3 separate regions of the Homo sapiens genome follow, and all the other regions are linked to region 2. The links are chromatin loops, found by intact Hi-C in ENCODE. Cell type or tissue: IMR-90. All regions are shown on one strand.

Evidence for each region. Peaks named below come from ENCODE experiments on the same cell type or tissue, not always from the same donor. Only the 100,000 strongest peaks of a DNase experiment are listed, where the experiment ranks them.
Region 1: it touches region 2 in a loop (5-fold over the local background); 11 of 110 quality-filtered maps call a loop at or near these places.
Region 3: a loop joins it to region 2, with 2.6 times the contacts of the local background. A loop is called at or near these places in 6 of 110 quality-filtered maps.

The regions. Positions count from the first base shown.
Region 1 is chr10:4,511,964-4,514,463 of GRCh38, forward strand. No RefSeq gene overlaps it. Among named protein-coding and RNA genes, the nearest start is that of LINC00703, 130 kb to the left of the region's middle. In IMR-90, a CTCF peak has its summit at 1,036; DNase peaks (open chromatin) are centred at 778 and 1,068.
Region 2 is chr10:3,780,268-3,782,767 of GRCh38, forward strand. KLF6 (KLF transcription factor 6) reads right to left here. Exons shown (of 4, transcript NM_001300.6): 2 at 1,374-1,947. Among named protein-coding and RNA genes, the nearest start is that of KLF6, 3.7 kb to the right of the region's middle. RefSeq lists an enhancer at 1,147-1,982. In IMR-90, a CTCF peak has its summit at 1,342; DNase peaks (open chromatin) are centred at 254 and 2,284; H3K4me3 peaks cover 2,500 bases; H3K27ac peaks cover 2,500 bases.
Region 3 is chr10:4,033,950-4,036,449 of GRCh38, forward strand. The region is part of intron 2 of LOC107984195 (a long non-coding RNA gene); the gene reads left to right. Among named protein-coding and RNA genes, the nearest start is that of MIR6078, 44 kb to the left of the region's middle. In IMR-90, no CTCF peak of the experiment used is centred here; no DNase peak of the experiment used is centred here; H3K4me3 peaks cover 418 bases; H3K27ac peaks cover 632 bases.

The DNA of each region.
Region 1 (2,500 bases), 730 kb after region 2:
AGAGTGCACCAATTCTAACGCTTAGTACTCAAGTCATTAGCTCTTCTTAAAACCAAGTCTAAATGCAATTTAAGATAAAATACTCCTTTGTAGCAGTCCCTCCAAGCAGCAAAGTCACCTCAGAAGGAGACAATAAATATATAAATACAAACCAACACAAAAAGCAAAATTCAAAGAAGGAAAAAAATCATACTTTTGATCTGGGCATTTCCATTCAAGCTTTTCTGAAAGGTGAAAGAGGTGGGATAGTTTTTCTATTAGAAATGGCTATCAGAATTTTTCATGTTTGTCTTAGAGAAACTGAAATTGATTTATGTTTAATAAATAGCACGCAACACAATGCAAATACAGAAAAAATCTACAACACATTGTATGTAAATATCAACACGTTGTCAACTCCTCAATACATCTCCCAAGGAATTTGCACTCTGACTTATTTTCATGTTATTGGGAACGGATTACAATTGTTTTCCCGTGCATTTGAGAATGCTTGTGATCCCAGAAGATATACGTTAGAATCTTTACTTTGAGAAGATTTGGAATGACAATAGCTGTCATTCTCTCTTACTTTTAAGTATAGTTTTATGCATGATCTATAGATCTTAAAAAAATTCAAGAAGTTTTAAAATCCATAATTTATGTCTCAATTCTTACTCTATATATTCTTATATCAGCAGCCCTGGTATACCATAACATCTTTGACAAACCCTGGGTTCTGTTCACCTTATAAGGCATCTTCTCCAATGGAATGCAGCCAGCCCTGTGTATTTCATCAACCTTCAAAGATCAGTTCTGTTTCAGTGCAGGATGACTGTGTTTTGGCAAGAAGCAACGAAGTCTTGAGTGTGTGGAGGATTTAAAAATCAATCTAATCTTTCATAACAGCACCAATGGCCCTTTTAGTTTTAATGTCCCCAAATAATAAAGGATGGTTGTTGAACTGGATATAGCAGGCTTAGCAGATTGTTTTTCTAATTGGTGTTTTTTTCATCTTAACTTCAACCTTGGCATTTTCCTTCTGGATTTGAACACAGCATTTCCTCAAGTGGGCGCCAGAGGAACTTGAGAACCCCAGCCTTTGTGCACGGCTGTGCAACCTGGACTTTGTCGAGACAGGAGTGCATTACCATGACATTTAAGGAGGAGAACAAGCTGCTCTGAATTGTGTCAATCTCACTTGTGATCTATTTTTGAACAATGTACTAGAAAGATATTCCCGTTCACACAGAACTAGTGATTTACCCTCTGGTGGATTCTACCCCTCCAGCTACTTGGCGATAAATAAAGCCAGAGTGGAGAGAGAGTGTAAATAAAAATTAACTGTACCCAATTGGCTCCCCAATGCTTTCATTTATGCATGCTTGTTTGATGAGGTACTTTTCTATTTTTTTTTTTTTTTTGAGATGGAGTCTCACTCTGTCTCCCAGGCTGGAGTGCAGTGGTGCAATCTCGGCTCACTGCAAGCTCCGCCTCCCGGGTTCACGCCATTCTCCTGCCTCGGCCTCCCGAGTAGCTGGGACTACAGGCACCCGCCACCACGCCTGGCTAATTTTTTGTATTTTTTAATAGAGACGGAGTTTCACCGTGTTAGCCAGGATGGTCTCGGTCTCTTGACCTCGTGATCCACCCGCCTCGGCCTCCCAAAGTGCTGGGATTACAGGCGTGAGCCACCGCGCCTGACCTTGATGAGGTACTTTTCAAGTCTTCTTAATTGCCATATAAAATAAGGCCTCTGGTAATCAAAAGCCCTAAAAAAAATGTTGGGGGGGGGTTGTCCACCTTGGTTGGGGAGGGTTGTCCACCTTGGTTGGAGGGGGTTGTCCACCTTGGTTGTGGGGGGGTTGTCCACCTTGGTTGTGGGGGTTGTCCACTTTGGTTGTCTTCAAATTTTCCTTGTTGGTTTTTCACTTTCCAACTTCATTGCCATTTCAGTAACTCCTGGGGGTATATGGCACCCCGCAAACCTGGCGCTGCCATGGCCGGACAGAGAATCCAGGAGCTCTGATCCTCCCACCAATACCTACTGTGGTGTGGAAACTCTCCTGTCTCTTTTACTGAGCCAAGATAATGTTAGACAGCCTTCAAAGAAGTGCTTTAACAATTAAGAGAGCGAAAGAAATATATGTATAGAAAGAGAAAGAAACAGAGACAGACAAGCAGATACACACACACACAGAGGGAAAGAGAGAAAGCTGGAGGGGAGAGAATAGATAGGAAGAAATATAGAGAGATATATAAAGAGACAGAGAAATGGAGAGAGACAGATACATACAGAGAGAGATAGCAAGAGGGAATAGAAAGGGAGAAATGGAGAGAGAGGAATAGAGAGACAGAAAAATAGAGAGCAACAGATAGGGAGAGAAAAGCAAAATAGAACAGCAGTGCAGTAACACAGTATAAATTCCTAAAACAGTGTGTAGCCACACATTTATTTGGTCATCACTATGTACTGGTTTTTGGACGTCTGTCTCTTTATTCCCTTTGTCCTGAGTGGCTTGCT
Region 2 (2,500 bases):
CTGACCCGCAGACGGAAAGGGGAAATTCAACAACACACACAGTGGTGGGATGCAAGGCCAGGGACCCAGTGGCTTCTGGCATCGGTAACACACAACAACTGGCAGCCTCAGAGAGACAACAGCAGCTCTCTCCTGACCCAGTCTCAGGCCTCCCACTGCTGTCCAAGGGACACAGCTTCAGCCAAGCCCATGGTGCTGTCATCAAAGTTAACGTGGAAGAACGACCACGACTCAGACCAGCAAAATGCTTGCGGGATGAGGTGTCAGCCTGCCGGACCCACAGCCCCGGCAAAGGCAGAGCTATTGCTTTCTTCATGGCAACTGTTTCTCCCAAACACACTTCTGTTCCATCCTCACTTCCCTATGGAATGTGCCTCTGCAGTTTCCTCAGGGACGTTCTACCTTTCTACAAAGCTGAAGTTACGAGCTTCTGGAAAGCCCCAGTACAGGGCCCCGGAATCATTCTCTAAATGGCAATTGAACAACTGGGTTCACTTCATTCCTTGGTCAAATCATAAATATGAATTTACTACAAGTGCTACCTGAGAAAACAAAGTTGTCAAGCCAATCTCAGGGTATGTTGAGACAGGCCTGGGCCTGGATATTGGGCCACCCGGATCTCAATCTCAGCTGTCACCAAGCCTGTCTGGGACTGACTCTCAGCAATTTGCTCTCCTACTGATAAGAGAAGAGCCTGCATCACGTGATCACTAAGACCCTTCCCAGTTCTAAATGTTCTGTGATTCCTCACCAATTATCCTAGAACATGTCAAGGTATTTTTAAATAGCACTTTCACCTAGGTATGGCATTTCATTAAGAAACTGTTTCAAGCGGTATCAGAAACAAAGGCTGCATGAGACACGGAGAAGTTCTCAGGAAACACTCGCTGATCAATGCTGCTGCTTACAGAGCAGGCCGGTCCCACTCGGGCCTCGGGCCGTCAGCATCAAACCCACACACTCCACGCTGCCCAGCAACCCTCTGTCCTGACCCTTGAGTTTCATTTAGGAAACCCCAGGGCCGCTCGAGGTAGCCTCGTGCGAGTGCACTGGTGAAGGGGCAGTGGCCTCGGATCCCCAGCACTACTAAGGGGTGGGGGGTGGAGGTTTGGGTGTCCGTGGAGAAAAGGATCTAGTCTCTTGTTTGTTTAATCTGAAAATTGTTACACATTTATCCAACTCAAAAGTCCAGTCTTTAGGATTCTACTCTGAACTCCAAAAAGACCTAATGCTTTGGTGGAAAACATCTGAGGAAGTGAGGATTTGTCTGCCCTGACCACATCCTGTGCAGCCAGGCCCGGCTCCCTCCAGGGCTGGTGCAATGCAGTGGCGCCCACCAGCGGCCGCCCTCCGGGGCCCGCGTGGGCACTGACCTGTGTGCGTCCGCTGGTGTGCTTTCAAGTGGGAGCTTTTGGTGTAAACTTTCCTGCAGCCGTTAAAGTGGCACCGGTGCACCCTCCTCCTGCCGTCGGGGGAGGCATCGCCATTTCCCTTGTCACCTGGCTTCCCCGAAGTCCCGCTGCGCACCTTCCCTGGCGAGGGCAGCTCCCCGGGCACGCAACCCCACAGTTGAGAAGGTTCCCTGCTCAGTTCCGGAGAAGATGGAGGCGTGGAGGTGACAGAGGAGCTCAATTTTCCCGAGCTGACCAAAACTTCGCCAATGGGGTCGGAGGTAAACTTGGCCGTGGGAGAAAGTTCCTCGGAGCTGTCAGAGGATTCGCTGCTGACATCTGAGTTCAGGCTGTTGGTCTCTAAGTTGTAACAAAAGCTCGGGCTGATGAGAGTGTCCTCTGGAGGACTGGAAGATATCTTCAGTTCGGATTCCTCCTTTTTCTCCCGAGCCAGAATGATTTTGGTCCACAGATCTTCCTGGCTGTCAAATTTGATTTCTGAGGCTGAAACATAGCAGGGCTCGCTCTGGAGGTAACGTTCCAGCTCTAGGCAGGTCTGTGCAAAATGAACCAGAGAAGGCACGTGATTGCCATGACGACCAAAAGTAAAAGCAAAAGCAATTTCCAAAAACATGCAAGAATGAAGGACAGATAACATTGCTGCCCGGTCACTACAGGGGCAAAACCTTTTGTAATTAAGCATCCGTGTCCTTACGGAAGTTAGAGGAAATCTGTTTCTAGAATGGTAAGAATTCAGAGGAAAAGTCGGAGGGTGAAACCTCTCCTGGCTTTCCCAATGTTGGGCCAAGGGCCACAATGAGTGATGATCACTAAGCCGGTTTTTTTGTTGTAGTTACCAGTGTTGATGTTTCTCATGAAACCAGAGGAAGAGAACCGGCCCCATACACATACTCCTCCCCAACAGGTTCAACCAGATTATCTGACATTGTCAAGAACCATGTGTTTTAAGGAAAGCCCCAGCCATCCACCCTTCACACTCCACAGATACCCACACAGGACAGAAAGACTGCACGGCACACAGCGTGTTCTGAGGGACCCCCTTGGGGACACGGCTGACAACACAGGGCCACACTCGGGGGAGAGGAGAC
Region 3 (2,500 bases), 250 kb after region 2:
GGAAAGATGAGTGGCCCTGGGGTTGTCCCCAAATCTCTGGACCAGCCCAAGCCTATGACTCCCTGCACAAGGGCACCTGCTCTCACTGCGCAAGGATCTCTGGACTTTCTCCTCCAAAGACCTGCTCCTGGAACACAGAGCCCCTCTTCTCCTTCGTATTGGGACCCGCCTGGCCTCACACTAGGAATGTCCCCTGGACAGCAGTTTGAAGGCCCTATGCTCGCTCACTGCACTAAGGATTCTTGAGCGATGGGCGACTTGGTCGACACACAACCCGGGCCCACTGTGCGGAATTGCGTCGAATAAGCTTCTCCCTGGGGCAGAGTCCCTGCCTGTCCTTGCCGCCCCCGTCCTGTTCTCGTCCCTCTATCCTCCAACCCTCCCCAAGGCCCTTTCTCCCCCTACTTCAAGGATGGGGCCCTTTTCCGAGCACTTTGCTCATTGCAAAACATAACCAAATTAAACAAAACAAAGCCCATTTTGGTTTGGGCCTCTAATGTTCTCCTAAATGCTCTCTGATTTTCCATTTGAACCCTAATTTTTCTCAGCCTATTTCTGCAATAAATTATCACTGTGTTTTGAGAAAGTGATAGATTTTGAACCCTTTGGCCCATATTCTTTAATGAATCCTCTTTTAGATTGTAGAGTTTCATCTGAGCTTCCCAATCTTAACTCCTCACTCCCCGCCTCACCCCATAGGGAAGTTAGAAGGATCCGAAGAAGTGGGTTCCTATCAGAGTCTGGCGTCTCCACTGTGGACATGCCACTTAACATCACCTGACCTCTGGATGAATCAAGTCAGTCAGCTTAGCAGGCTCTAAAGCCCCTTTAATTCAAAAACTTGGAGCCTGTATTTTCTTTTCCTTAGATGCCCATGATTTTTTTTAAAAATAGGGATTCTAGTTTTCCATCCAAGACCCTTGCACACTTCAGTACACTTAGTGTGGGGTTCACTTTCCAGACCCGGTCTCCAGGTGCTGTCTGCTTCTCCAGTCATGTTAGCCTGAAACGGCGACTGATTCATGTGCACACTTCGGCTCCCCAGGCCAGAATGCTGTCACTCTGGGGAGGAATTATGGTTTCACTTTTTGCTTCATTCCTGCTGTAGAGAACAGGCACCCATCAAAGTCCAGAGTAAACAGACACTGTTTCACGTGCAGCAGATGGAAGTCTTTATCCATGATTACTTTTGTCCTATGTCTTTCATGTCCCCCTGTTTTTTTGACGCCTCCCACTTTTCCCTTTTAAATACTCTGGGTGATGGTTAAAAGCAAGATGACTGCTGGTTTATTCGTCACACCGGAAGCAAGAAAAAGTTACATGCAGGCAAAGGAGCTGGATGCAGGATCTCATCTGAAGGACAAGATCACTTAGCCATGCACGGGCAAGAAAGAACTGAATGTTTCTGAATAGAGGAAACGTTAGTCCCGGATTTCAACCGAGAGAAGGAATGCTGAGAGTTCTTGACAGCGAGGGCTTCGGCAGGGGTGACACGCCTTTGATTTAGAATGGTTAGCACATACCCACATGCACACATGACCTGCCTTAGTTTCAGGATATGGAAACTTCTGAACAGAATTGTGGGTACAGCTGCATTTACACATATTTACTGGGCACTTATCACATATAGCAAAATATCCTGAAGAGTAAATTACAATCCTCTCCCATCTTGAAGGCACTTATGAAATTCTGTCTGTATTTACTCTTTCTTTAGGGTTAGTGAGCAGCAATGTGTTGCTGATAATTCTAATGTTGCTCCTGGAAATGTGTTATTTTAAGAGATTCACATCCTCCATGTGGGGTTGGAAACATCTGTTCAGAACAGAACGTATCAGTTAAGATTATATTTTGCTCCTCCCAGTTTGAGTCCAGATGGTTACATCTACGCGCTATGTACTACAAGTTTCAATTATCTACTGTAATTTTATTTCTTTTATTTTGTATGTCTAATGAAGCTAATATTTAAAATAACTCCTAATATATTTCTAATGTGCTAAAAGCTAAAGGTCCTTAAGTGTGTGTGTATGTGTGTGTGTGTCTGTTAAAATGTTGTAAGATTACTAGATGCTAAGAATGCCATTTTTAGGCCAGGCGCGGTGGCTCACTCCTATAATCCCAGCACTTTGGGAGGCCTAGGCAAGCGGATCACTTGAGATCAGGAGTTCAAGACTAGTCCGGCCAACATGGTGACACCTGATCTCTACTAAAAATACAAAAATTAGTGGGGTGTGGTGGTGCACGCCTGTGATCCCAGCTACTCTGGAGGCTGAGGTAGGAGAATCGCTTGAACCTGGGAGGAGGAAGTTGCAGTGAGTTGAGATTTTGCCACTGCACTCCAGCCTGGATGATAGAGACACTGTCTCTAAAATAATTAAATAAATGAATGAATGAATAAATAAATACATATTTGTAAAATGCTGTAAGATTACTGTTAAAACGTGTATAAAGCATATTATTAAAGGAAAGGTAAACATTCCCTCCGAGTGGATTTTCTAAATCC